2 separate regions of the Homo sapiens genome follow, and region 2 is linked to region 1. Evidence: read pairs that join two places in POLR2A ChIA-PET (ENCODE). Cell type or tissue: MCF 10A. All regions are shown on one strand. Each heading gives the region's core, and the rest is flanking DNA. Links, peaks and the distances in the headings are about the cores only.

The links. Peaks named below come from ENCODE experiments on the same cell type or tissue, not always from the same donor. Only the 100,000 strongest peaks of a DNase experiment are listed, where the experiment ranks them.
Region 2: POLR2A ChIA-PET joins it to region 1 with 5 read pairs; 1 of 35 experiments calls an interaction of 5 or more read pairs at or near these places.

What each region holds. Positions count from the first base shown.
Region 1 is chr20:10,590,043-10,595,095 of GRCh38, reverse strand. All of the region lies in intron 4 of SLX4IP (SLX4 interacting protein), which reads right to left. Among named protein-coding and RNA genes, the nearest start is that of MIR6870, 57 kb to the left of the region's middle. RefSeq lists an enhancer at 1,841-2,135. In MCF 10A, for the core only: no CTCF peak of the experiment used is centred there; DNase peaks (open chromatin) are centred at 2,015 and 3,955.
Region 2 is chr20:9,238,743-9,243,795 of GRCh38, reverse strand. All of the region lies in intron 3 of PLCB4 (phospholipase C beta 4), which reads right to left. Among named protein-coding and RNA genes, the nearest start is that of PLCB4, 170 kb to the right of the region's middle. In MCF 10A, for the core only: no CTCF peak of the experiment used is centred there; a DNase peak (open chromatin) is centred at 2,265.

The sequences.
Region 1 (5,053 bases), core at 413-4,412:
AGCCCAAAAAATCTCCAGTTCTTGTGCCACCATTTGCTCTCTGTATGTCGTAAAAAGCTGTTGCACTTCTCCTTATCCTTCTACAAACAACCTCCAAAGCATGAAGCCTCAAATGATTACTTGTTACCACACTAACTTTCTTCTGGCTTACCTAAGTTGTTCATCAAAAACTATTGAGTCTCTTTAAAAAAAATGGAGAGGTGGTCAGTAATGCATATGAGAGAAAGAAAGGACAAACCACAGTCCTCCTACTATTTTATTTCATATTCTGTCTAAAATAAGCTGCTCCAAAATGGCTCTACTAGAAATTTGCAGTCTTCATAAACAGAAAGGCAAAAATTACGACAAAAAAACTCAAATATGAATTGAACAAATTCCATCCTGGCTTAGCAAGGCAGTAGATTAGTTTCAAGTAGTACCATGTTCCAATGAGTAATGGTTTTAAGGGAGTGGTCATTTATTTGGGTTGTCACAGTTCACAGTCCCAAGACACTGAGAGCAAATATTCAATGAGAGATTTTACTGTAAAACTATCCAGCCTCACTTGTTTTCCAGGGGATTCATAGCTAAGGCGACTTGAGCTTCCCCACAGCTGCCAACGGGAGTCTGTGGTCTGGTGCGTAACAGTGGGAAGTCCTCTCCCACAGCTATTACGAGACCATTCATGGACGAGCCTGGGAAAATGCCTCTGTGTGGCTTGGTGAGCCATCAGGACCTCCGGGCAGGTGAATTCCACTTCATTGTGGACCCCACCCACCACCTGTGTGGCTCTCTTCCAGCAAAGCCTTCTCCCAAACTACAAGGCAGGCTCAGGAAGACCTACGATGCCCCTCAGTACTTCTCTCCCTGAGATGACTCCATTATTATCATCACTCACACAGTCTGAAACATTTCAAACATTCAGAAAAGTAGAAAAATAATGTCATGAACATCCCAAAACCCACCATCTAGATTCAATAACAGTTAATATTTTGCCGTATTTCATACACATATTTTCTAAACTGCTTCGAAGTGGACATCATGAAACCTTACTCCTAAACATGTGAGCACAGCTCTTGAGCAATAAGGAAATTCTCCTTCATCACCACGACACTATTATTACAACTGAGTATGACATTACCGATCAAATAATCAGCCTATATTCAAATTTCTCCATTGTCCCAAAATGTGTATCACTGATCTGATTTTCCTTTGAATCGGATCCAACCAAAGATCATGGATTTTAAGAGATGTATTTGCTTATATCTCTTTTAATCTAAAATAATCTCCCTTTACCTTTTAAAAAAAGAACTCTGAACTTTTAAAGAGATCAGGCTAGTTGTGTTATAGAACAACCCCATTCTACATTTGAATTTTTTTTTTGACAGGGTCTTGCTGTGTTGCCCAGGCTGGAGTGCAGTGGCACAATCACAATTCACTGCAGCCTCAACCTCCTGGGCTCAGATGATTCTCTCACTTCAACCTCCTGAGTAGCTGGGACCACAGGTGCATGCTACCACACTCATCTAAGTTTTAAAATTATTTTTAGAGACATGGTCCCCCTATGTTGCCAAGGTTAGTCTTGAACTCCTGGGCTCAAGCGATCCTGCTGCCTGGACCTCCCAAAATGCTGAGATTACAGGTGTGAGCCACTGCACCCAGCTAAGCTTTTTTTTTTAACCTCAGTTGCCTAAACACAAAATTTCAACCTGTATGCTCTTTTAAAATGCCAGCCATTTATTAATTTTGACTTCTCCTTTAACTGCTGTAGGAAATTACAGGTTCAAACTAAAGCTATAATGACAATTCAAAGACTGGCATACAGATGACCTGAAAATTTGGTCCTAATGATAATTTCAAAGAAATAAAATTATGGATTTGTAGATAGTTAAAATTTTGGTGAAGATAAGCTTACTTAGGTAGGTTGGATAGTGGTCTGATATTTGCTTTAAGAAAGGGCACTTTGTCATAATCAGATTACTATGTGCTAACCCGGAAGCAGCTCTGCATTGCACGCCAGTTCAGACATGTGACTGTTTCCAGTCTGAAGTCATGAGTCAGTTCTCAAGCTTGGTTGTGATTTAATAAGAGAACAGGAAGAAAGAGGCTGATACCAACTGAGTACTGACAGTATCTTGGGTATTAGACTAGACTAGGAACATATAATATACTTAAAAGATGAAGAGGCTAGGCACAGTGGCTCACGCCTGTAATCCCAGCACTTTGGGAGGCCAAGGTGGGCAGATCACGAGGTCAGGAGATCGAGACCATCCTGGCTCACATGGTGAAACCCTGTCTCTACTAAAATAAAAAAATTAGCCAGGCGTGGTGGCACGCACCTGTAGTCCCAGTTACTTGGGAGGCTGAGGCAAGAGAATCGTTTGAACCCAGGAGGCAGAGGTTGCAGTGAGCCGAGATCATGGCACTGCACTCCGGCCTGGGCAACAGAGTGAGACTCCATCTCAAAAAAAAAAAAAAAAAAAAAAAAAAAAAAGATGAAGAATACGTGTGCTTTCAAGCTATTTCATTAAGGAAAAATGAAGTTGTAACTCATTACATCCCAAACTGTGTCACTCAGAAAGTTGCACCTTGTCCTTATCAAAAGGCCTAGGGTAGAAAGGGTAGGGAAATCATGAGTTTGATGCTGTCACTTCAAACATGAAAAGAGACTAAGTATGAGATGGGGCCTATGAAAAAGCCTTGATGGGGCCTTTGGAAACATGTTATGGGTCCAAGTGTGACCTCCTCTATTGCTGGTGATGGGGGGGGGTTGGAGAAAGGGGTTGTTCTGTGGGAACTGAAAACCAAGAGTCCTGTCCCAAGTTTAGGAATATACATACGGGATCCTAGTCTAAGACCACAACTGGGAAACAAATTTGGTGGGTAAGTGGAATATTTGATCCTAGGCTAAAAATTTCACTTATTACCCAAGACATTTAGAGATTCCAAAAAGGTTCCCTTGAGATAACATTTCATGTCCCTAAATAAGGACAGTACTAGACTCTGAGTCACAATAAAGCTATGTCTATTTGATGCCAAAACAAATGGAGCATGAAATGTTTCATGAATAAAATCATTATTTATAAAATAATTCTTCGGAGCCAAATTTATTTAGAAAAAAACACCCATTTTCTGCCTGTCACCCTTTTGACTTTGTAGGTAATGCCAGAGGGCACATGTGCCACAAATTTCATTTTCTGTGGGACCCATCAGAGATTGTTCACATGGAATAAGAAGGCTTTTCAGAGCAGACAAAAATTAGAATAAAACAAATTGAGAAATGATCACTTCAGATTTCTTCCCCATGTTGCTTTCCCACTTTTTTGTTTATTTAAAAAAAGGCCCTTAACATTAAATATGAAAACTGTGTTTGGATAACACGCAAGCATAGATGAAATGATATTCAAAACTATGGTTCCCACAATCATAACTCTGCCAGGCCATGCATAATGATAAGAATAATATAATACTGTGTACTTATAAAACTCAAAGTTCTCTTTAAAACCCTTCACTCATCTTTAAATAACTATACACAAAAGAAACAGAGATGTTTAATAAGCCTTCTAAATGAGGTAGCTGCTTGTTTGAACTATTAGCTGTTCAAGCAGGCCCCTCTGCAATGGATTTCAAATTTCCTGTGCATACAGAGGAACACCAGATGAAGCATATCCTCTGTGGCCTCCCTGTCTTGCAGGGAATCCATTTCAACTCTGAGATTCTAGATCATGTGCAATGAGAAAGAGAGTTCATGAACCACTGGACTATTCTAACAGGACCATGGACCCAAAGGACAAGAAACAACCTTGGAAGTCTCCTAGTTCATTTCCTGTTTGTCAGCCAGGACCACATTAAAACCATCTTTTAAAAACAACACCAAAATGCTGAGTGAGAAGATGCTATACCTACCTATGTGCCACTTTATCTGTCCTTTATATGAACTGAGATTGCAAACTTAATGCCTGAGGGGTAAGACAGGTAACAGGAAAAGGGTTGGGTTCTGACTGGAAAACTGGAGAGAGCTCAGGGCTTGTTTAAAGGGGACAGCAGTGATTTTCAAACTCATCGGAAACTAGGGCACAGGGGTACCAGAAAAGCTGGAAATCCAAGTTTTTATGTGAAATCTCTTCAAATTTTAACTTTGCAAACAATTCAAACTTTTAAAATATATTGTGTGGTCCAAATAATATGTCTCTGAGAGCCAACGTAGCTTTATATTGTCAGTTTGCAATCTCTAACTTAAATTCTTCACACTTCAGTTGAATTTCTTTTTTGTGTGTCTTCGGCAGAGCTAAAGGAAAGCTGGCCACTACCAAATGCTTGAAGATAGGTATTCAGTTTCAATTTAGTCATTTATTCTAAGCTAAATAAACCCAGGTCCTTAACCTTACTAAACAGGGCATGTTTTTCTACGTTAAAATCATCTTTCTGACTCTTAGGTCTGACATTAAAGATACTCAGCCGGGTGCGGTGGCTCATGCCTGTAATTCTAGCACTTTGAGAGGCTGAGGCGAGTGGAATGCCTAAGCTCAAGAGTTTGAGACCAGCCTGAGCAACACAGCGAAACCCCATCTCTACTAAAATACAAAAAATTAGCCGGGTGTGGCAGTGTGCGCCTGTAATCCCAGCTACTCCGGAGGCTGAGGCAGGAGAATTGCTAGAACCCGGGAGGCAGAGGTTGCAGTGAGCCGAGATCGCGCCACTGCACTCCAGCCTGGGTGACAGAGCAAGACTCTGTCTCTAAAAATAAAATTAAAAAAATAAATAAATACATACATAAATAAAATAAAATAAAATGATACTCAAGGGTTTGACTCAATATGGGGGAAAATGAAAAGATGATATAATTTTAGAAATCATTAATTGTATAAATGTGTGGGATCTGCATTAAAAAATTACAAAGTTTTCATAATTAATTAGGAAAAGGTCTTAAAAAGATTAATATACCATGTTCTCAACTGGAAGGGCTAACCATCATAAAGATGTGAATTGTTCCCATATTTATTTGTTTAACAAATATGTACCGAGTGCCTATTGTGTACCAGACAATTCCAGTCAAATATCACAATGAAACTGT
Region 2 (5,053 bases), core at 630-4,629, 1.4 Mb after region 1:
ACCAAAGGTTGCAGGAGGCTAGGAAGTGGCACAGCTGGGATTTGAATCCATGCGGTCTGGTTTTAAAGCATCCTATTAACACCTCTGCTTTGCTGCCTCCCCTTTATATCCACGTTTTAAAAAACCAAACTTCCAGATACATTCGGATTTGAAAAATAATCAAAAGGCTATGCGCTTTTCAAAAAAGAAGGATGCAAAAAATTGCAGCTTCAAACAGAGAAGTCATCAAGAGCCTTGAGAAATCACCTGCTCCAACCTCCTGTTGGCAAATGCCTCTCTAAACTGCTCTTTCACAAACACAAATTGGAGTATTGGCTGGATGCAATCCCATGAAATCCCAAATGGATCTGACCTCCTTTGAGAATCACAGAATCATTCAGAACCCCCACTGAAGTCATTTATTGGCAGGAAGTCTTGCCTTTTTCTAAAATAAATTTCTTCTCGATTAATTTGGGCATTCATGAAGAACAGCTCAGCAGCATTCCCTTTAAATAAAATCCTCCAACCTATTAATCCCACCAGTGCTGTACTCTCTGGGTTCATCAAGTTAATTTCTTTAACCTTTCTCTCTAGAATTTCTATTCTATTAACAATCTTGATGTTCTTTGAACTTTCTGCAGTTTTTCTATACCTCTTTCCAAGGCTGCCAGGTAAAATACAGAACATTGGGTTATGTTTGGTTCTCAGATCAACAACAAATAATGTTTTAGTATTAAAAGTACATCCCAAATATTACATGGAACATACTTACACTAAAAAATTTACTTGTTGATGATCTGAAATTCAAATATAGCTGGATGTCCTGTATTTTTTATTTGCTAAATCCATCTATCCATTCCACTTCTTTGATGGGCTTTGAACCCATCAATACCACACAGAACCCTAATTCAGCTGCCTCCAAATTGAGCACGCATCAACATCACCTGGGGAGGGCTGTTAACTCGCAGATGCCTAGATCCCACTCCTACAGTTTCTGATTCCATGGGTCTGGGGTGAGCCTGAGAATCTGCATTTCTAACAAGTTGTCAGGTGACATGGATACTGCTCATCCAGGGTCCACACTTTGAAAACCACTACTCTAATTCCCTGATTTAGGGTAAAGCACAAGAAAGAGGCACCTCCAATCCTGTAAAATCCCCAGCTAAACAGCCTAAGCCAAGAGAAGGGCATGAGAGTCTCATCTGTGTCCATTGGACATTCAGGGCCCCTTATCTCAACCCTATTAGTAAATCAGAAAATGCCTAAATTTAAGAAGGTCCAGCCATTGCTTATATTGGTTAGATTCCCCCAGATGAAATGGTCCCCTTTATTGCTCACATGAATTATCACCCTGAGGCAAGCTTGTCAAGGGACAAAGGAGCCATCCCTTTGTTTTCATTTGCCCTGAAGGAACTTGCCCCTTGTTATTAGGAAGGAGCCTGTGAGGTTTTCTATCCCAAATCCCCTTCTTTAAAGCTGATCTCTTCATAATGACTCTTTCTGTTTTATTCTCTGAACTTCCTCCACTCTGCGAGCACTGGGGAGTCTACCATACCCATGAATCTGACTCAATAACTGCCCAGCTTGCGGCAGACTGCTTTGATGCCTCCATTTAATAACCTCCCTGTATGCTTGGCCTTTGTCCTGTAACTTTGACATCTCTTCCCATTCTGACTCTACGGTTCACCTTGGGACTTGTTTTGGCCAACAGAATGAGAAAACAGCACCTGCACCTGCAGTTCCAAATGTAGACTTCCCAAGGCCTTGCATGCTTCTGCTCCTTCTCTTGGAACCTTGTTCAGATGCCTCAAACAAGCCCAGGCTAACCTGATAGAGGCTGAGAGGCCACATGGAACAGAGCTGAGTTGTCCCAACAGAGGTGATCCAAAATTGGCCAGCCCCCAACTGACCCACTAGCTGACCACAGATGCATGAGTAAGCCCAAATGAGCCTAATCCAAACCAGCAAAAAAAGCCTAGCTGACCCATTAATTTGTGACCAAAAATAAATGTTTATTGTCATAAACCAAGGTTCTGGAGAGTTGATTATGCTGACATTCTGGTCATGCTTCAGCTCCATTCTCTGATTCTACTGACTTTGTCAAGGCTCCTGCCTGCCTTCCCATGACCTGCTCTCTAGGGAAGGAGCTCTCCTTATTTTGGCTCCTGCAGGTTATACCCTTGGCTTAAAGCCTCCTATTTCCATTGCTACTCTAGACATAATCTTGAATGCATCTGGTGATTCATCACACAAGTATCCTGACTTGGAAAATTATATTCAGTGTTGGTCAACAATTATCACATTTCTTTCATTTCCTTTTCTTTTATGCTTTGCCAATTTTGTTTCCCATTCTGCTTTTGGTTCATTGGTTTCTCTTGTGTGGTTTGGAGTGAGTGAGTGTGTGTGTGTGTGTGTGTGTGTGTGTGTATGCATGCATGCCTCTGTTGTTACCATTTTGCCATCAGAGGAATAAAAGAAAATGATCTACAGACAGATTTGCTGATTTCAGCTTCTCTGACAGCAGGAAGTACAAGGGAGGTGTGTAAATGGGCAAGATAAATAGAGAAAGGGGAGAAAGGTAACAGTATTTACCCCAGCCATAAAATCATTACTGGTAACAAAGAAATCAGAGAAGCCTTCATTCAAGTAAGCATTTCCTTTGTAGTTAAGCAATAAACCTAAACCCACCACAAATTAATTTTTCATTTACTTCCAGTTTTGCATACATTTCAAAGAAAACTGAGCCTAAATATTCCTTCCATAGGTCTTATCTTTCCTTCTAAACCATTGGAGACAGAGAATTGAAGAAGAAATATGACTGATTCAATGTATTAGATAGGATTTCTGCAAATCAAACAATTGAGATCTCTGCTACCACCAGGAAATGCAGTAACAAAGTTCTGGTGTGTACCATGATCCATCAGAGCAGACAACGGTTTACCTAAGTGGCCAGGGTTGTTGGACTGAACTTCTGTGTTTGTTACTCATCTCCCCCTCTCTCCTTTCCCTCTCATCCTCCCAACCCCCCAATCAAATGAAAGGGAATAACAAAGAGAACTGACAGATAACCAAAGAGAAGAGAAAGGGTCAAGAACAAACAAGAATAGAAGATAAAGACAAAAAAGCAAGGACAAATGTGCAATCAGAGACCAAGGCAGGGAATGCTACAGACCAGAATATGCCCAGAGGGAACTGAAGTGGGCATGGCTTGGAGCTGGCGCAGGGAATAGCAGGAAAAAATCAAGCTCAGACACAGCACAGAACACAATAACACAATAATAGTTAGGAAAATTCACAGGCTAGAAGGCTGAAGTTGTAAAGTTATTTACAATATACGATGGTTACAGAGAGAATGAAAGGGAAAACTGGGCAGAAGGTGAGCAGAGAGAAATAATATAGTTACAAAAATTATGAGACCTACTTAACACTAGGTATCATTATTGGGCTCAGAACACACTACCCCAAAATATGGCACCTGGAGGTCACTCTCTAATCCTCTCTCATTTCTCTCCCTTGAAGCATGGTCATAAAAAAAATTCTTCGGCCTACCTCCCCTGAAAGTAGGTCATAAGACCCTCATTCCAGAGGGCTACTCCTCTGTACAGACACCAAGAAGAATCTGAACAAATAGGCCTTGCTGAGTTCACCCCAGTTTATTACTATGTGATGGTTAATACTGAGTGTCAACTTGACTGGATTGAAGGATGCAAAGTATTGTACCTCAGTGTGTCTGTGAGGGTTTTGCCAAACGAGATTAACATTTGAGTCAGTGGACTGGGAGAGGCAGACCCACCCTCAATCTGGGCAGGCACCATCTAATCAGCTGCCAGCGCAGCTAGAATAAAGCAGGCAAGAGAAGATGGAAGAGCAGACTTGCGAGTCTTCCAGCCTTCATCTTTCTCCTGTGCTAGATGCTTCCTGCCCTTGAACACTGGACTCCAAGTTCTTCAGCTTTTGGACTCTTGGACTGACACTGTGGTTTGCCGGGGGCTCTGAGGCCTTTGGCCACAGACTGAAGACTGCACTGTCAGCTTCCCTACTTTTGAGGTTTTGAGACTCAGACTGGCTTCCTTGCTCCTCAGCTTGCAGATGGCCTACTGTGGGACTTCATCTTGTGACTGTGTGAGTCAATACTCTTTAATAAACTCCCCTTTATATATACATCTGTCCTGTTAGTTCTGTCCCTCTAGAGAACCCTGACTAATACATACGATGATAGCGTACCCTTCCATCCTTCAATCATACTTGAGCACAACTGTCCACAAAAATACAGTTTTCCCTGGATACTTGGGCATTCATTTCCAAAGACTCCTGTATCACAGAAAGGTTTGGTTAAATAAATTTGTTACGTTTTTCTCTTGCTAATCTGTCTTTGTTATAGGGGTCAGCCATGAACTGTGAGATGGGTGTGGAAAAGATACTGCTTTTTCTCCCCTACAGGATATATCCATTGAAATCCAGTTTATAATGCAATCTATACTGACATGGGAAAGCTATCATGATGTAAGATATGAAAAAATAAGACAAAGAAAATGCTTGGATACTTGACAACGTAAAAGAGGACTGTTAAGAAGTGGGAGTGGAAGGAAGAAAGTTCAAGAGAGGATAGTGGAGCAAATACCACCATCTTACAGGGTAAGGAGTCAAGACAGACCTTCAAATGTTAGAGGAATAAGATACAGAAAAATGCTATTTAAACTAACACGGGCCACAGAAAGAACTATAAATAGTAAGGTAAGTATCAAAAAATCAAGATTGTAGTTTATATAAATCTTTATTCATTAAGTAAGTCAATAGCTAATATTAAAACTGATCAACTGAGTACTGGAAGACTGAAGATTTAACTTAGATTACAGCAATGACCACCATAAGAATTAAAAACAGAAACGGCTATAGTGATCGCCTCCAAAAAATTAAGTGGAGATGCAGGAATTGATCTATCTCATTACATGTGCATACATTACTCTTATTAAAAAATCTAAAATGTTATACTTTCCAAACTGAATAATTATTCAACATAGGTCCAGCCCAATTGGCTATCCAGAGGCACAGGAGGGTACTTTTTGATACAAAT